Linked DNA regions of Homo sapiens: regions 2, 3 and 4 are each linked to region 1. A link is a loop called in an ENCODE intact Hi-C map of the cell type or tissue named here. Cell type or tissue: Caco-2. All regions are shown on one strand. Region 1 has its middle 73 kb from the start of PIRAT1. Region 2 holds the start of LOC105374465 (a long non-coding RNA gene). Region 3 overlaps LOC107985869 (a long non-coding RNA gene). Region 4 has its middle 18 kb from the start of CDC42EP3.

Evidence for each region. Peaks named below come from ENCODE experiments on the same cell type or tissue, not always from the same donor. Only the 100,000 strongest peaks of a DNase experiment are listed, where the experiment ranks them.
Region 2: it touches region 1 in a loop (5-fold over the local background); 3 of 110 quality-filtered maps call a loop at or near these places.
Region 3: a loop joins it to region 1, with 2.8 times the contacts of the local background. A loop is called at or near these places in 3 of 110 quality-filtered maps.
Region 4: a loop joins it to region 1, with 2.4 times the contacts of the local background. A loop is called at or near these places in 23 of 110 quality-filtered maps.

What each region holds. Positions count from the first base shown.
Region 1 is chr2:37,800,721-37,805,720 of GRCh38, reverse strand. No RefSeq gene overlaps it. Among named protein-coding and RNA genes, the nearest start is that of PIRAT1, 73 kb to the left of the region's middle. In Caco-2, no CTCF peak of the experiment used is centred here; DNase peaks (open chromatin) are centred at 2,686, 3,110 and 3,449.
Region 2 is chr2:37,736,382-37,741,381 of GRCh38, reverse strand. LOC105374465 (a long non-coding RNA gene) reads left to right here and starts at 3,810. Exons shown (of 3, transcript XR_939971.3): 1 at 3,810-3,979. In Caco-2, no CTCF peak of the experiment used is centred here; a DNase peak (open chromatin) is centred at 2,641.
Region 3 is chr2:37,745,169-37,750,168 of GRCh38, reverse strand. The region is part of intron 2 of LOC107985869 (a long non-coding RNA gene); the gene reads right to left. Among named protein-coding and RNA genes, the nearest start is that of CDC42EP3, 76 kb to the right of the region's middle. In Caco-2, no CTCF peak of the experiment used is centred here; a DNase peak (open chromatin) is centred at 3,068.
Region 4 is chr2:37,687,201-37,692,200 of GRCh38, reverse strand. No RefSeq gene overlaps it. Among named protein-coding and RNA genes, the nearest start is that of CDC42EP3, 18 kb to the right of the region's middle. In Caco-2, no CTCF peak of the experiment used is centred here; a DNase peak (open chromatin) is centred at 2,880.

The DNA.
Region 1 (5,000 bases):
ACTTACAAGGGATGTGAAGGACCTCTTCGAGGAGAACTACAAACCACTGCTCAATGAAATAAAAGAGGACACAAACAAATGGAAGAACATTCCATGCTCATGGGTAGGAAGAATCAATATCGTGAAAATGGCCATACTGCCCAAGGTAATTTATAGATTCAATGCCATCCCCATCAAGCTACCAATGACTTTCTTCACAGAATTGGAAGAAACTACTTTAAAGTTCGTATGGAAGCAAAAAAGAGCCTGTGTCACCAAGTCAATCCTAAGCCAAAAGAACAAAGCTGGAGGCACCACGCTGCCTGACTTCAAATTATACTACAAGGCTACAGTAACCAAAACAGCATGGTACTGGTACCAAACCAGAGATATAGATCAATGGAACAGAACAGAGCCCTCAGAAATGATGCCGCATATCTACAACCATCTGATCTTTGACAAACCTGAGAAAAACAAGCAATGGGGAAAAGATTCCCTATTTAATAAATGGTGCTGGGAAAACTGGCTAGCCATATGTAGAAAGCTGAAACTGGATCCCTTCCTTACACCTTATACAAAAATTAATTCAAGATGGATTAAAGACTTACATGTTAGACCTAAAACCATAATAACCCTAGAAGAAAACCTAGGCAATACCATTCAGGACATAGGCATGGGCAAGGACTTCGTGTCTAAAACACCAAAAGCAATGGCAACAAAAGCCAAAATTGACAAACGGGATCTAATTAAACTAAAGACCTTCTGCACAGCAAAAGAAACCACCATCAGGGTGAACAGGCAACCTACCAAATCGGAGAAAATTTTCGCCACCTACTCATCTGACAAAGGGCTAACACCGAGAATCTACAATGAACTCAAACAAATTTACAAGAAAAAACAAACAACCCCATCAAAAAGTGGGCAAAGGACATGAACAGATACTTCTCAAAAGAAGACATTTATGCAACCAAAAGACACATGAAAAAATGCTCATCATCACTGGCCATCAGAGAAATGCAAATCAAAACCACAATGAGACACCATCTCACACCAGTTAGAATGGCGATCATTAAAAAGTCAGGAAACAACAGGTGCTGGAGAGGATGTGGAGAAATAAGAACACTTTTACATTGTTGGTGGGACTGTAAACTAGTTCAACCATTGTGGAAGTCAGTGTGGTTGATTCCTCAGGGATCTAGAACTAGAAATACCATTTCGCCCAGCCATCCCATTACTGGGTATATACCCAAAGGATTATAAATCATGCTGCTATAAAGACACATGCACACGTATGTTTATTGCGGCACTATTCACAATAGCAAAGACTTGGAACCAACCCAAATGTCCAACAACGATAGACTGGATTAAGAAAATGTGGCACATATACACCATGGAATACTATGCAGCCATAAAAACTGATGAGTTCATGTCCTTTGTAGGGACATGGATGAAACTGGAAACCATGATTCTCAGCAAACTATTGCAAGGACAAAAAACCAAACACCGCATGTTCTCACTCATAGGTGGGAATTGAACAATGAGAATACATGGACACAGGAAGGGGAACATCACAATCCGGGGCCTGTTGTGGGGTCAGGGGAAGGAGGAAGGATAGCATTAGGAGATACACCTAATGTTAAATGACGAGTTAATGGGTGCAGCACACCAGCATGGCACATGTATACATATGTAACAAACCTGCACATTGTGCCCATGTACCCTAAAACTTAAAGTGTAATAAAAAAAAAAGATTTCCTTTTGGGATAATGAAAATATTGATTGATGTAATGGTTGCAAAATTTTGTGAATATACTAAAAGCCATTGCATTGTACACTTTATATGGGTGAATTGTGTGGTATGTGAATTACATCTCAATAAAGCTGTTACACAAAAGAAAAAGAGGAGGGAGTTCAGAGATATTAGGTGGCCACAAATAATCAGTGTCTATTACACTACCTTCAGCTGAGAAATTAAGAACAAGCTAGGAAATAACACCCCATGGTCTCCTGGACTAGGCCGAAGTGTCCCCTTTCCTCAGCCTAATTCTAAATCAACTTGACATGCCCAGTGGGAACACTGGCATTGCTGCTCTTTTGCCACAATGCCAATGTCCTTCTGGAATCTTTGGGAACGAGGCAACTGGCTGTGACCAATGTCATCCCTTTGATGTCCAGGATGCATGTGGCCACCCTGGTAAGCACCCCTTTCCTTAGCCAAAGCTCTGAGTGCATCCCTGAGGACCTATATATGGTAGAGGAGGGAAAGAGGTTCTCAGAGACATAGTTTTTTCAGTCCTGGAATATTTGTATTTTCCAGTTAAGTGGGCATTCATTAGCCACATAACACCATTTTGGTCAACAAAAGACTGCATATTGGAAGGTTGTCCCAGTAAAAAATACTGTATTTTTACTGTACTTTTCCATGTTTAGATATATGAATGCTTATCATTGCATTACAACTGCCTACAGTATTCAGTACATTCAGTACATGCAAGTACCCTCTATGGTGTTTACACAATGATTAAATCATCTAACAATGCATTTCTCAGAACATATCCTCCTTGTTAAGCATTGCATGTCTGTACTTCAAAAAATGTTTAACCTAGAAGGCCATCTCTGTAAGATTCAACAGAGCCTGCCCTGGTTATTTATTTTGCTTTTTTACAGCATTATCCCTTAATCCCTGTTTGGCTCTTCTGCATTACAAGGCCTCTTACTCATCTCCACTGTGGACTTCCCTCAGACTCTAGTCACTTGCTAATTGGCTTGAGATTTTTTTTTCCTTCTTGTGAATGTATTTGCAGTATTATCATTGCTGTAATAGAAGTATGTATAGGAGAAAGTACTTGGTAATGGGTGGAGGTGGAGGAAAACTGTCAATGAAAGCTTTTTTAGAGTAGAATATTTTGGATTTGTGAGTCTTTAAAGATTGATGGGGAAAGAGAAGGGAACATGGGGAGATGTGGAGGAAGAGGAAAGAACCCTCCAGCTACATGAGCAAAGTCAAGGGTACTTGACATAGTCCAGAGCGCCAGGGCAGCTGTGAATAGTTTGATTTGGCTTCAATGTAGGCTGCAAAGTGGGAATGGGGCAAGAGGTGAGCCTGGACAGGTGGGCTGGGCCAGAGGAAAACCCGTAGAGCCAGGGGAGCAGGAGAGAGGCTGTCTAGGCCAGCTGTGTTACAACATACCCTTAAGGCATAAGGGATGATTAAACTAAAAGGTTGATGGACATTTTTCTGTGACTGGCTTCTTTTGATTCATCCTGAAGTCTGCTAAATTATTCCAGAATATGGAATCCAGGAACTCTTTTGTGGAGCAATGCAGTGAAATTAGCCCTCATGAGTATTCACAATGAGTATCCAGATAAGCTTAAAATCCATGCAGATAGGTAGAGAAGGAAGCAAAGAGGCAGCTTGAGAGCTCCTGGGTGAAAGGGAAGAAAAAGCCACATTCCATTGCCCGGAGCATAAGTCATAGATGGCCCTGCCCCAAGGGGCTTCAGGAAAACTAAATCCAACCGGCAGAGATAAACCAAAAGTGACTGCAAATGTTTTTTGCAAAACTTTTAAAGGATACTCCCCTAACCCCAGTGATCCCACTTCTTCCTCTGGATTCAAAGTCAGACATCTTAGAGCTAGAGGCACCAGTCATGACAGATGAACCACACTTCTTCCATCCATCCATCATTAATCTATCCGTGTAACTATCCATTCATAATCAGGCCTTTGAATCTCTGGGTTCTATATAATATAGTCCGCGCTCCTGACTTTTGATTGGAAATACATATGCATGCACACACACATACACACACGCTTTTATTTTACAATGAATAAGTGAATGTCTAATAATGAAAATCAGCCTTCTTCGTAAGTACCAAGGGAGTATTTTTATATCAGAAAACATTTAATGACAAGGACAACATCAGCACTTCCTCTGAACATCCTACTTATAAACACTCTTACTTCTTAATTAACCTCCCCATTTTCCAGTAAATGAAGCCTGTTTTCCTAATAGAACTCCCCCATATCAATTTTTGGGTGTCTGGAATAATTTTTAATGACTATCTAGTTATTGTATTTTAATCTCCTCCCCCAAATCTAAGTGATAAATGCCTCACCATTTTCTTCAGATACACACCCCAGCCCTTATTCAAATCACAGTCCTTCACTCACAGTCAGGAACCCGCACACCTGGGAGTTTGTCGAAGAAACACCACCTTGTGTCTCTGCCCATCTCAACTCCTGTCATCTCTGAGCAAAGCAATCTTACTCCCATCTATGACTCCAGTTCTACATCATTGCACTCCCTTGTTTGGGGGAAGTGGACTAGTGGGACAATTTCCCAAGTTCTATTTTGAGAAAGGGGCAAGTTCATTAACTTTGATCAGGATGGGATGGGGAACACTGAGTGATGTATTTGGCAGATCTTTACACTCATATCTCTCTTGGAATCCTAAGATGATAGACAGATTAGAGAGTAGGGGGAGAGGAAAACTTTTTTATGATTAAGAGAGGCTTCATTGAGAACCTTTTTATGTGTTTGACCTTCTCTCCCCTGGTCCAGTTGCCCCTCGTGGAGACTCCACAGACCTCTGTTTATATCATTCACAGGATGTGCTCCCTGAAATAAGCTGAATAATATCCACCAAGATGTCCATGTTCTTATCCCCAGAACCTGTCAATGTTACCTGATGTGGCAAAGGGGGCTGTGTAGATGCAACCAAGTTAAGGATATTGATTGACCTGGGAAGATTCTTCTGGATTATCCTAGTGGGCCCAATGTCATCATAGTGGTCCTTATAAGAGGAACACAGGAGAAGCCCATGTCACACGGAAGTAGAAGATGTGATGATGGAAACAGAAGGTTGGAGTGATGCAGGGAAAAGGTCACAGGCCAAGGAAGGCAGGCAAACTTCAGAAGCTAGAAAAGGCAAGGAAATGGATTCTCCTCTAGAACCTCCAGAGTAAATCAGCCCTGCTAACACTTTGACTTTAGCCCAGTGAAACTGCTCTGAGATTT
Region 2 (5,000 bases), 64 kb after region 1:
CACTCCAGCCTGGGCGGCAGAGCAACTCTCTGTCACGAAAGAAAAAATAAAAGATTTAATTACAGGTTAAAGAAGTCTGGGGATAAATTTCAATTGTGTTGAAGTAATGTATGCTGTTGAACAATGGCAGAAATCTAGGTCAATATGTAGTGGAATATGTGGTGCTTCATTTTGCTAATCAAGGATTTCTCAAAATTAAGAAGCAAATAGACCTTTTATAAAAAGGAAAAATTCTTACAGATTCTCAATGCTATATTTTATTATAATATTACTGAAGTGTATACAACTATAAATCTAGGTATAAAGTCCTTTATTTCTTATACAACCATAGAACCAAAACAATTCAAAGTTAATATAGACTTACAAAAGCACACTATTTAATTAATAATAGCAATTTAATGGGACCGATGATGTTATTTTGATAAGCAAAATGACCAAAATGAGGTTTAGGAGTAGAAGTAGGAGGCTTGGCTCCACTTCTACATTTAATTCTGTTCCTGAATTTTGACCTCAGAAAGCTACTGTAGTGAGTATTTATTAGGACAATTATACTATAAGAAATTGCAAAACACAAAAGTTTTGTTTTTCTAGTTCAAGATAAGCAGACCTCAAATTCAATTTTAAAAAGTTCTGTCAGTAAACAAGCCTCAAATGCGAATTTTGTTGATTTGCCATTTGTTGACCTTATATGGCTGCCTTATATATTCAAAGATGAAGCTACATTAGAGGAATTTTTGAAACCTGCACTTTATGGGAATCTAATGCAACTAACTGTGGTGTGAATCAGAAACAGAACATTTTCCATTGTGTATTTCCTCCTCACTGCAAGCTGGTCTGAACAACAAGGCGGTCTGGGTAATGTATCTGTTCACCACATACATGAATACACTACTCACAGCTCAGTGCTAGTTCAGCTCAGCATGCCTCTATCATCACCAGCATTGACTAGCTCAATTCTCCCACTCCTTTTTCTACTGCAAAATCTACGTTCAAGCAGTATGCTATGTCTTTATCCTCTATTTGATGCTAGCATAAACAGAAAACAGAATTACAAATGCAAGCACTGAATTATGTAGTGGTATTTCATGATGATGTAGTCATCCAGATGGTGAGTAGAGATCTGACTTTTTTAAAGATTATCATCAAAATGATAACCTCCAAATAAATTCCTGAGTGGCAAACAGCAATCCTCAAGGATATATCCTGGAGCTCTAGGTGGAGAACCAAGGAGGTGCTCAGGCTTCCCCGATGTGGATGTGAGAACAGGGTAATGATACCAGCTGTGGGACAGGCCTGCCCTGGCTTTGCCACCATCTGCTCTGGGTGAAGTCTACCTGCCCTCAGATTCTTTGAAAAGAATTCTGGGTGTCCCTGATGTCTCACCTGAACTCTGAGAACAAGTTCTCACAGTAGTGTCCTTTTTTTCTTTTTTCCTCCTGGCACTTCCCCCTGAATGCTGTCTCTCCTGCCACCATTTAAGACGTGATCTGCTTCCCCTTTGCCTTCTGCCATGATTGTAAGTTTCCTGAGGCCTTCCAAGCCATGCAGAACTGAGTCAATTAAACCTCTTTTGATTATAAATTATTCAGTCTCAGGTATTCTTTATAGCAGGGTGAAAATGGACTAATACACCTGGAAACTCTTTCAATGCAATTGCTAGAATAATTGTAAGGCTCACCTTGTTTCTCATTCCTCAGGGATCTCTGTCCTTCATTATCCGATGTTCCCTGTCTTGAAAAATAGTTTCATCTAATTTATCAGATTTTTCTTAGGTTGTTTCAGGCAGGTAATTTCAGTCCCTATTACTCCATCTTGGCCAGAATTGGAAGTGTCACAGTAGTGGCCTTTTTTTCCCTCCTTTTGCTGTGGCAATGCCTCTAGTCATTGCTGAGGAAGAAAAGCGTCAGTTCTGTCCCTTGGTGCCCATTAATGCCATCACCACAGCTGCTCCTACCTAGCAAGGGCATCATTGATGTTGTCTGCTGTCACTGCAATGTCAGTGCGAAGCCCTGATGACGTGCTGGTGGCTGAGCTGAGGTGGTGGGACCTGCAAGTTCCTCTGCAGTGGCTGCCATCGGTGATGCTGATGCCTCAGCTTCTTTGTATCTTATGTGAGTTCATAGAGAAACAGCTTTCCCAGTGGCTCTAAGGCCCAGGCTGGAGACTAGGCTGGATTCAAGCTTTATTTCAAATTACTGCTCTCTTCTAATAGGCCCATACTCTTCTTAAACAAGGTGGTAGACCACAGCTGTCTTTACTTTTCGACCTTTTTAGTCTCAGGTGGTCCTTTCACTCTTCCATGTAAGCAGAGCTCTGAGACGCTGCCTCTTGCAATCCACCAAGTGCACCCAAACAGGCCTGAATCCACAGGTGACCTCACTGAGGCTCGTATTAGTGAAGTAACTATTTTTAACTATATTTTCTTATTTTCTGTATTTCTGATGCTCTGACATTTGGGGTTCAACTGACCACGGAGAGACTGACCTCCCAGGGTTAACTAATTCCTAGAGATGGTAAACATTTGCCTTGGAGCATGTCTTTGATGTGCAAGCCAACCAATCCTGAGTCTATACTCACACCTGCCCCTTTACCTGGGTCTTACATTCCAAGAGGGCAATATTCCTCCGCCTTAAGCATCCCAGGGCCAGGGAAGACACAACGAGGAGCCACTCAGATAGGCCAGAGCTTGCAGAGATTATTCAAATCCCCTAAGCCTGCTCAGCTGCGTACCTTGCTTCATTCATTCTTTCCATTCTTTAAAGTCTTGCTTTAAAGATTTGTTAGGCAGGGCCAGAGAAATGTAGTCTAGAGATAATTATACTCCCCACTGTGCAGGTAAGATTTCTGAATAATCTACCCAGGCCCTGCGAATTGTGAGGATTTCCAGTCTGGCTGGTTTTCTTTCCATGAAAACCACAAGCAAGGCTTTGCCTATGTTTTCTCCTGGCTCCTTCTGCCTCCTGACCAACCCTGGTGCTTCCCCGTGTGGACCCCTGTGACATGGCATGCCCTTCTTGGGAGCTGTAAGTTACAAACTATCTTTTTAATGGCCATTGTCTCCTGATATTTTGGTCTCACTATACCTGAACAATATCAAAATTCCAGGTACAGTTTAAAACAACTGGGAATCTGCTATGGTCGCAGAGAAGGATGGTGAGCTCCTAAGAACAAGGGCCTGGTTTCTGTTGTCTTTAAACCCAAAGACCCAAAATAGCATTTGGAGTTGTTGTAAGCCTAAATCGTGCTACCAGGGTCAACAAGATGGGCCCTAACATACTTGTACAATTACAACTGCTGAACAAGACAATCCAAAATAAAAACCATGCTAGGTCCACAAATCTAACATGGAAATGAAGATTCCCCATTATTAGGGTAGAGGCACAGGGCTGCAAAATATGTGGCCATCTCTGCAATCATCCACAAGAACAAAAATCACTTTCCTCCCTGAATAAAAGGAAAAACAAAGTTTAGAATCCATAGGAAAGAAATAATTGGGTTTTGGTATATAATCTGATGAATCATGTATCATATTAAGTTCTACCTTACTAGCAATGTTGTCACTGATGAGTTTCCAGTGGTTTTAAACATGTTCTCAAATTCTTCAACACTCTTCACATCAAGAAGTGGTGTCTGTTTCTCCTCCTCTTGTATTTTCCTGCTTCTTTGCATGACTAGTATACTTTGATTGGATGCCAGACATTGTGAGTTTATCTTGTTTGGTGCTGGATATTTTTGTATTGCCCATAAATATTCTTGGGCTTTGTTCTGGGACACAGTTGAGTTGTTTAAAAACAGTTTGATCCTTTCAAGTCTTGCTTTAAAGATTTGTTAGACAGGGCCAGAAAAATGTAGTCTAGAGATAATTATTTCCCACTGTGAAGGGAAGACCCTTCTGAATAATCTACTCAGTATCCTGTGAATTGTGAAGATTTCCAGTCTGGCTGGTAGAAGCAGGCATTACTATCAGCCTGGTGTGAGTGTGAGTACGTTCCTTCTAATCCTTTCAGATAGTTTTTTCCCCAGCTGGCTTTGAGTAGTCTCTCCACACACAGGTGCTGGTCAGTACTCTGTTGAGTTGAAAGGGCCCCTCCAGAGATCTCCATGGTTCTCCCCCTGTGCAGCTCCCCTTCAAGACCCTGCCCTATCAGCTCAAGTCTCCTCAGACTACCAACTCTATCTCTTCAATTCAGGTAGTCTGTTGAGCTCTTCCTGGGCTACCCCTCCCTGTGATGTTGCTTGGTGATAGAGTTTGGCTGTGTCCCCAACCCAAATCTCATCTCGAATTGTAATTTGAATTGTAATCCCCGCATTTTGAGGGAGGGACCTGGTGGGAGATGATTGGATCATGGGGGTGGTTTCCCCCATGCTGTTCTCGTGATTGTGAGTGGGTTCTCAGGAGATCTCGTTGTTTGATAAGTATCTGGCACTTCTCCCTGCATGCTGTCTCTCCTGCCGCCATGTAAGTCATGCCCTGCTTCCCCTTTGCCTTTTGCCTGATTGTAAGTTTCCTGAGGCCTTCCCAACCATGCAGAACTGAGTCAATTAAACCTCTTTGATTATAAATTATCCAGTCTCAGGTATTCTTTATAGTAGTGTGAAAATTGACTAATACACCTGGAAACTCTTTCAAGGCAATTGCTAGAATAATTGTAAGGCTCACCTTGTTTGTTTCTCAGCCCTCAGGGATCTCGGTCCTTCATTATGTGATGTTCCTTGTCTTAAAAAAACATAATTTCATCTAATTTATCAGATTTTTCTTAGGTTGTTTCAGGCAGGTAATTTCAGTCCCTATTACTCCATCTAGGCCAGAATTGGAATTTCTCAAACTGTTTTTTTGAAACAAGTTCTTACTCTGTCACCTAGGTTGAAGTGCAGTGGCATAGCCAGAGCTCACTGCAACCTTAAACTCCTGGGCTCCAGTGATCCTGTTACCTCAGCCTCCCGAGTAGCAGGGACTACAGGTGTTCTTCATCACACCTGGCTAATTTTTCTTTTCTTTT
Region 3 (5,000 bases), 56 kb after region 1:
CTGGTGGATGTAGAAGGGGTGGGTGGGTGAGGGGACTGGTGGATGCAGAAGGAGGTAGTCTAGGTCTGCTGCTGGAGACCCATCAAGTCTCAGGCTCCTTCCATTTTTCTGCTCCCCCATCTCAGCGCATGGCTGTCATCCTCGTTGTCACAAAATGGCTGCTAAATTCTAGCCTCACAGTCATATTTAAAACAGGAAGATAAAAAAGGGAGCAAGATGGTTTCAACCCTCACCTGAAAAAAGAAAACTTTACTGGAAATCCGCACAGATTTCTGCTTATACCTCCTTAGCTAACACTGTACTCCAAAGCTAGTCCTTCTTGCATGGAATGCTGAAAAGTATAGCGTGGAAACTGACACAAGTAAGTCAATTACACCCACCCCTAACAAAATCAGGGTTCTCTTATCAAGATGATACAAGAAAGGATATTCGGTAGACAGCCTGCAAGGTCTGATAGACCGCCCTGTGATTGAGTTAGCCTGCGAATATCAGTAGGTTGAAGGACAAGATGATTTTAAGTTTACTTGGATCTCAGTTCTTCATGAGTGAGCAATATGCATAATGAGCACTGGCAAATTTGGGGCTGTCCTCTTTCTGCTTAAAAACAACCCCCAATTTGTCAAAAGAAAAGACCAGTCTTCCATCATTGACCTCTCCACTATCTCCCAACTGTATCCCCAGAACTTTTCTCGTCTCATAGGGGTTGTGTCATGTGGATGCATTGCCACTGGGCTTGGTGTTCCGCCACTAGTATGTTCACACCAAATGTCCTGAGAGCATGGCCTGGCCAAACTGAATGTCCGATCTTTTTTGCTGCATATTACCTTTTGATCCTGGGAAGGTGAGTGCTACCTTAGCTCAGTGCAGCCTCCTCACCTTAGTCTCCAGGGCATTTTGGATGACTCTGGTGTATCAGCCAGTTCTCAGCACTTCTGTTTGGGTTGCTGCAGCCTTTTGTCTCTGTGCATTATACCTGAACCTTCTCCTCCATGGCAGAAAGCAGGGGTCTGTCTAAACACTGTAGTCCATTATCCCTGTACAAAGATAGACTGTACTCTGCTGGAATTTAATCTGGAAACGTTTAATACATTTGCAGCACAAGTGCCAGCTACTTTAAGAGGAGAGATGATCACTTTTCTTCTCTTAAAGAGAAACTTCTAACTGAATATAAATCAACTTCCTCAATATGCTCATCATACCTGATAATGAAAACAGTCCTCATTGAGAGAAATCTGTGGTCTCCTGGGAAGAGCTTTGGCCAACAACAAAGAAAAGGGGAAAGAAAGAAGAGGAAAAAAAAAGGGCGGGGGGAGAGGCTCTAACTGTATCGAATAAGAAACCACTCTTTATCTGGAAGAAATTCAGCAAATGAGTGCCTTGTCAAGCTACTCTAGTGGAAACAAGGACAATTAAGACAGCGCAAACCATCCCCAAATGCTTGCATTTGGGACTTGCTGAACATCTCAAGCTGTTTTCCAAATGCTTGGGGTTTGGCACAGTCCAGGCTCATGGTGGGAAACTTTCCTGAAGGTCTGTCTAAATGCTCCTATTTTTATTCCATCTCCTTGCAGTTAATATCCGCTTAATTTGCTCCAAATTCTGCATTTGATATATGTTAGATATCTTCAGACCCTGGCTGTGCCTATTCTCCTTCATGTGGTTGCCAGAAATTTCAGAGTATTATCATCATGCCTGGTTTCCAAAGTAGACAGTCATTCCTTCCTCTTTGTCCACCATTCTTGGGGATTAGAAGGACTGTGATGAGAATGCAGAGGGGACCATGATGTGTGTGGTACTGCAGAAAGATTTGGGAATGCTGGCTTTGAGAAGCAAAGACTCAGGGAGAAGCGATAACTGTCTTCACAGTTTTGAAAGAATAGCAGATGGAGAGGGATTAAACCTATTCTCTGTGGCTCCAGAGGGGTGGAGCTAGGACCAGAGGCCTAAATGGGCTCTGTACAAGAAAGACTTTCTCATTTCAGAGCAGCCAGAGAGACCTGCCTCTTCTTCACCAAAGGGATAGGTCTTTGTTGGAGGTTTTTAATGATGTACCATTAATTTTTGGAGACTGAAAAATGATTTAATAAAGCTATTCAAGTAGAGACTGAATAGTTGAATTCAAAGACCTTGAAGTGCCTTTCTTTAAGTGTCGGGCACTGCACACCAACACTTAGCACAGTGCCTGGCATATAAGAGGTGCTGAATAGTTATTTGTTGAATGTGCAAGTAGTTGATGGGATGAAAAGCTCACAGTGTTATTGGGAGTATCAAGCATTGATACACCCTTGAAAAATTGGGTCAATAGGAAGGAAGCCCTGGATGTACTAAATGTAGCCATCTTTTCTCTGAGCAGGGCCATTGTTTCCTGCCTTTTTAAAGTTTAAAGAAGACAACCTTCTTGACTCTACTTCCTTCTTCAGCATTTCACTGAGGCCCAGGTTGAAACTGCTCTTTTGCTGCCACCCAATATGGTCTCTAAACTCGCAGCTGAGGATGTAGGAAATAGTGACCTCTAAGTTGGATTAGGCTTAAATGACACTCATATTCCTTGTTGGCCCTCAACAAAATATAAATAAAATCATCATGTTACAGAGCCCACTTGAGGGGGGTCCTGTGTTATGAATTAACACTCAGGCCATCTCTGTTCTTTTATTCAATAATTATTTTTGAAGGTTGGCTACTCTCCGACTGTGTGCACCCCAGGAAAAGGTGCCCCTGCACTGATAGGCTGCTGAGGCCGCCTATCAGGGGAAGGAAAAACTGCACGTGTCCTCAGGCAAGGTGAGCAGAACATAGGGACCTCATCATTTCAGCAGTGAGCAACTATGTATTTGGCTTTCGGAGGCAATGAGAGATATTCAAGAGCCAAGTCTGTAAAGTACAGGGAGAACCTGCATCAATTAAGCAACTCTGCTTATCAGTATTATTTCCCATGAAATCTCATTTAATAGTCATAAGAATACAATAGAATAGGAAGGTACAGCCCTATTTTATAGGTGAGGAAACAGGATTGGCACAGCAAAGTGAGTTGCCTGAGTTCGTTCTGCAAATACCAGCAGGGCCGGGGGCAAGCCAGGCTGTCGGCCCCTAGGGCTTGTGTTCTTGCCCTGACATCATGAACAAGAGATATTAACATACTTTCTTTTCCAAGGTTATTTGTCATTATTGTTTGTCTGGCAAATAACCTAACCCAGCCTTTGACCTGAAGCTTTTTTTTTTTTTTTTTTTTGAGATGGAGTCCCTATCTGTCATCCAGGCTGGAGTGCAGTGGTGTGATCTTGGCTCACTGCAACCTCCGCCTCCCAGGTTCAAGTGATTCTCCTGCCTCAACCTCCCAAGTAGCTGGGATTACAGGTATGTGCCACCACACCTGGCTAATTTTTGTATTTTTAGTAGAGACAGGGTTTCACCATGTTGGCCAGGCTGGTCTTGAACTCCTGACCTCAAGTAATCTGCCCACCTGGGCCTCCCAAAGTGCTGAGATTACAGGAATGAACCACCACACCACCTGAAATATATTTTGCTGCCTAAGATTGTCATATACAGATTTGAAAAACTAAAGGAGGGAGACTGAGCCAGTCAGGTCCCAGTATATCCCAGTAGGAGCAGGAAAGGAAACCTCTTCAGGGGAGGAAGCATTATGGGTCTGAGTTTGTAAACAGCCACCTATTCGTGGAGGTCTCAGCCCATTTCCACCCCATTCCAAAGGTGAGTTCCCACTGCATCCTCAAATTTCTGAGACTTTATAAACTTTGTATGTCTACAAAGCAAGTACCAAATCACTGCAAATTGTACTCCATTAATTAAGAATAATTATTTTTGGTTGAAAGATGAGCCCTATCCCAGACCCACCACTTAACAGCCACATGATCTCGGGTAGCCTACTTTGCTTTGGATGGTCAGTTTCCTCAGGCATCAAATAGAAGTGGGAGTCCAGGTCCCAGTGACCTTAAAGAACTGTCATGGGACCAAGTAAAAAAACAAAGCATGTGAAGACATTTTGCAACCACAAAAGGCTAATTATAAGAATGAAGTTAGTCACCATTGTTTGTTAATACTTTTCTATGGGAATTAAAACACCTTTGGTTTGAAGTTAGAAAAAAAAAGAAAGCCATAAACTGAATAGATTGACTGTCTTTACATAAGTTCATTTTTAAAAACAGACAATTTTTTATAGTATGCTATGTGAAAATGGAAATTTCATACTGGGTCTCAAGATTTCTACTTGAGCTTGAAGGCAGTTTCCTTAAATAAGAACTGACTCCTTCATCAATTGGCTCCAACTAAATTATGCATCTCAAAAGAATCAGCCCCGAGTTCCAGAAACTAGAAAAAGAAAAAAAAAGTCTATAGTAGCTTCCAGTTTTTCTTGGGTCATTAGTAGGTGCGCTAGAGAATTTCACTATTTTTTTCTATGAGCATAGCTTCGGAATTACACAAAGTTTAACCCAATTACAGCTGCCACAACCCAGAAGGTAGGGAGGAGAGGGAAGAGGAAAATGAAAGCCAATGGTGAGGCCAGTCTCATATTTTCCTTTTTTTCCAATAAATAATAAAGTATTTGAGTGTTTCAATGAGAACCTGCAGAGCTTGGGGGAAATCTTGAAGGCTGGCAAGGTGGGGTATCTGAAAGGTGGGAGAGGTGGCCTGTGAACTTTATGGGGGGGCCTTAGGGTGCTCCAAAACACTGATGGGAAGATGGTTTTCTATCTCATGATCATGCAACACAGATGTGAGCTGAGAAGTTAATTTCATAGTCTTTTTTCTCTTTTTTTAAATTTAATTGTGTTTTTCTTTCCTCATCCCTGTGATCACTGGGAGATAAGCCTTTTTTTCTTTTTCTTTCTTAATTGACACATAATAATTGTACATATTTATAGGGCATATGTAATATTTCAGTACATGCATATAATGTGTAATGACCAAATCAGGGTAATTGTCATATCTATCAGCTCAACCACTTATCATTTCTTTGTATTGGGAACACTCCAAATCCTCTC
Region 4 (5,000 bases), 110 kb after region 1:
GTGGTCTCATTGTTCAATTCCCACCTATGAGTGAGAACATGCAGTGTTTGGTTTTTTGTCCTTACGATAGTTTGCTGAGAATGATGGTTTCCAGCTTCATCCATGTTCCTACAAAGGACATGAACTCATCATTTTTTATGGCTGCATAATATTTCATGGTGTATATGTGCCACATTTTCTTAATCCAGTCTATCATTGTTGGACATTTGGGTGGGTTCCAAGTCTTTGCTATTGTTAAAAGTGCCACAATAAACATCCGTGTGCATGTGTCTTTATAGCAGCATGAGTTATAATCCTTTGGGAATATACCTAGTAATGGGATGGCTGGGTCAAATGGTATTTCTAGTTCTAGATCCCTGAGGAATCGCCACACGACTTCCACAATGGTTGAACTAGTTTACAGTCCCACCAACAGTATAAAAGTGTTCCTATTTCTCCACATCCTCTCCGGCACCTGTTGTTTCCTGACTTCTTAATGATCGCCATTCTAACTGGTGTGAGATGACATCTCACTGTGGTTTTGAATTGCATTTCTCTGATGGCCAGTGATCATGAGCATTTTTTCATGTGTCTTTTGGCTGCATAAATGTCTTCTTTTGAGAAGTGTCTGTTCATATCCTTTGCCCACTTGTTGATGGGTTTTTTTTTTTTTTTTTGTAAATTTGTTTGAGTTCATTGTAGATTCTGGATATTAGCCCTTCGTCAGATGAGTAGATTGCAAAAAATTTCTCCCATTCTGTAGGTTGCCTGTTCACTCTGATGGTAGTTTCTTTTGCTGTGCAGAAGCTCTTTAGTTTCATTAGATCCCATTTATCAATTTTGGCTTTTGTTGCCATTGCTTTTGGTGTTTTAGACATGAAGTCCTTGCCCATGCCTATGTCCTGAATGGTGTTGCCTAGGTTTTCTTCTAGGGTTTTTATGGTTTTAGGTCTAACATTTAAGTCTTTAATCCATCTTGAATTAATTTTTGTATAAGGTGTAAGGAAGGGATCCAGTTTCAGCTTTCTGCATATGGCTAGCCAGTTTTCCCAGCACCATTTATTAAATAGGGAATCCTTTCCCCATTTCTTGTTTTTGTCAGGTTTGTCAAAGATCAGATGGTTGTAGATATGCGGCATTATTTCTGAGGGCTCTGTTCTGTTCCATTGGTCTATATCTCTGTTTTGGTATCAGTACCATGCTGTTTTGGTGACTGTAGCCTTGTAGTATAGTTTGAAGTCAGGTAGTGTGATGCCTCCAGCTTTGTTCTTTTGGCTTAGGATTGACTTGGCAATGTGCACTCTTTTTTGGTTCCATATGAACTTTAAAGTAGTTTTTTCCAATTCTGTGAAGAAAGTCATTGGTAGCTTGACAGGGATGGCACTGAATCTATAAATTACCTTGGGCAGTATTCTGCTATTTATTAGACATGTAATTGGCCAAGTCACTTAATCCTCTGAGCCTCAGTTTTCTAAAGAGTAAGGCAGTAGTCATAATAATAATGCCACCACTATCCTCCCTATCAAATTTCAAGATTTTTCAGTAAGGCATTGACATCAAGACAAATGGGGGTGGGAGTGGGTGTGAAGTTGCAGGGACAGGCAGGGACTGGAGTAACAACAGAAATTCAGACAAGCAGGTGGGACATAGCAACCAAGACAATTGAGCAATGTCCAGATAAAATGCAGGCAAACACCAGGTTAGAAGGCAGAAGTAGCAGAATGGTTCGTTCATGGTCAGAGCTGGGTGAACAAAATTGAGTGGGTGCCATCTGAAATCCCAGTACTTCATGGAGATCTATGCCAAAGCCAGGCTCCATTCCCTGGGGAGAGAACCCAGCAATTAGAATTGCAGGGAAATATACTAGGTACCCAGAATGAGAACTCAAGTGAAGCCCAGTTCTATAAAATGAGGTGGACATAGGACACTTGGAAACAAGTGACAAACTGTAGAGCATCTAATGATGGTTTAGAGCATGTAGTGAAGGATTCTGATGATCATTCCGAGACCACATGTCCCAGCAGCAAAACCTTGGACCATGACATTGAAGGTCACACATTACTAGGGCAAGATACAGGTTATAGGAATGTACATTGATTCAGCAGAGGGTGGTTTGATGAAAAATATTTTAGAGCAGAATTAAGGTTGACTTATCAGTTAGCTCAGTTGGCTGGGCTCTGTGTGAGTGGCGGGGTGCTGACTCCCAGAGCAGGTGACTCCATCTCACTGCCTCATGGCCACAGGCCTCTTCTTTTCTCCTGCCAGTTACCCTATAAATGCTGGATGCCAGCCATGGGCATGACGTGAATCTGTGCTATAGCAGGTGCTCAGCAAGTGTCAGATGAATGCAGGGACAGAGGATTGAATAAATGAATGCAGCAGCTTTTACTACAAAGAAAAGTTATGGAACAATAAGAATAGAATCACATCCTTTGTAATTAAGCCTGCAGACATCCTTAGTGCTCTGTTCTCTGCACTTTGGAAGATAGAATTCAGTCCTCTGAAAGCATTTTAAGAGCTGTGTAGGAAAAGACAAACAAGCTTAGAAGAATTCAGTGAAAGATGAGAAGCCAATTGTCAACAACAAATTTGAAATTCCTATTCAAGGCCAGTAGAAACCAGTAAACAAAAAAATGTTTTAGTCAGAGAGAGTTAATCACTTCATTAATACTTTAATACCTATTTGAAATTGACTGACTTATCAGTCCTGGCATATCTCCTTTGCAATGCATTTAAAGAGGAGTGTAACATAGGATGGAATCCAAGGTGTCACATTCTCAGCTTACTGGTGATTATACAAGGAATGTGGACTAGACCAGTAAAGTCTGTCCTTGAGCCCTGCAGGATCCAAACCTGTGTCTGAAACCCGGTGAATCCCTGTGTCGGGAAGGCATGTGGACCTCTGCTGCCCCAGCACTCATCCCTAGCAAAGGGCCCTTCGCATTTCCTAATTAGGTTATATTCAGTGTTCACAGGGCTGGTAATGGATGAGATACTGAAGTGTAATCACAACCGATATTATTCACGTCCCAGGAATGTGCAGCCGAGGCTGCTCTGCTAGCTCCAACGGAAAACAATGGCGTGGTTGACAAGTAGCCTTTTTACATTTCAGATTCTGATCCAGATTTAGTCCTTCTGTTTGGTCATGATTGCAGAATACATATCTAGAGAGAAGAAATAAACATGCTGTAAATTCAATTTCTTGGGTGTTTGAGGCTCTCTAAGTCCTATACAGACTGGCATAGCCTGCCTGTTAGAATGTTCAGAAATGAGGCTAACTGGGGCAGTCTCTGTGTCTGGTTTGCGATGTCTGGTTGATTAGAGAGGCCCAAGAAACCACAGAAAAGGTAATTAATTTAATCAACAGGTGTTATGCCAGGCATTGTCCTAAAACAAAAGATGAAGGTAAGTGCCTATTCTAAAATTCTTTGTGATCAGGTGAAAACGCCAGACAAAGCATGCTAGCAACTATCCCAAGTCAGATGCAACTCAGTACTATAATGGAGGAATAAACAAAGTATTAATTATTGGCCAGAGCAGAGGATAATTAACTCTGACTAAGGAAAGGGGGTTGACCAGGGGGAATCTTAAAGGATGAGTGAGAATATATGAAGGAAGGGGCTGGGGTGTACATCCCAAGAGATATGAAATGGAACAGAGTCATGGGCAAGGAGGGAAAAATCACCCAGTAAAAAGGACCCCAGAGCACTTCACAGAGGAAGTGATGCTTCTATTGAGACTTGGAGGATATGGAGGTAGCAGATAGTCAGATGGAGAGCAGGGGAAGGGCATTCTAGAAAGAGGAGGCAGCACTGCACAGAGTGAGGTGAAAGAACATAGCAGTGTGGGATGCCATGTGATATGGTTTGGCTGTCCCCGTCCAAATCTCATCTTGTAGTTCCCATAATCCCTGTGTGTCATGGGAGGGACCCAGTGGGAAGTAATCGAATCATGGGGGTGGTTAACCTCATGCTGTTCTCGTGTTAGTGAGTGAGTTCTCATGAGATCTGATGGCTTTATGACGGGCTTTTCCCCCTTTTGCTCAGCACTTCTCCTTGCTGCCACCGTGTGAAGAAGGACGTGTTTGCTTCCCCTTCCACCATGATTGTAAGTTTCCTGAGGCCTCCCCAGCCATGCTGAACTGTGAGTCAGTTAAACCTCTTTCCTTTATAAATTACCTGGTCTCAGGTTTGTCTTTATTAACAGCGTGAAAATGGAGTAAGACACTGGGGATGGTAGAAGATGAGGTTAGAGAGGTAGGCACAGCCAGGGAATGACAGAATATTTTTGTAGTCAGCTGAGTACTTTGTATTTTATCCTGATGGCTATGAGAAGCCACATGCGGTGGTCCAATCTATTTGACTTGGTGACTAATGGGATCTGGGGAGAAGGTGTAAAGGAACCAGGTGAGATATGATGACAGCCTCAACCAAAGATATAATTGACAAATAAATGGCCTCATGTGATCCCATAGGTTTCACTAGGCAGGAGAAGAAAATAGAATAATTCTCCTATCAGTAATATTATTCTCCAATGACTACTCGGTACCTTTTTTCATTATTTATGTAAATTTTATTGCCCCTATTCAATCATCAGGTCCTTGAAGGAAGATCAGAGAGACCTGTGTCTAATTCATGTTTGTGCTGCTCACACTTTCTAACACAGATCTTGCACATATCAAAGATGCTATAAATATATATTGAATAAATATTAACACAGAATTTGTGGGGGGTGGTGGTGCCAGAGTCAGTATTTAAACCAAGAGAAAGCCCTTCAACTCCCTCCTTTGCAGAGAGATTACTCATTCTGCCATACTGCACATCCACAAGACATTTACAGCCTACCAGAGACCTTTAAAGAAAGTTTCATAACATCCCTGCTGACCATCTTTTTGGAGATGGTGGGTACTAGAGTCTATATAATTTCTACAAGATTCTAAAGTAGACTGCCAGACATTAGAAAATGATCTGAATTTATGAGTCAGTCATCCACAAGAGCTACATGTTTGTCAGTGGCAGGGC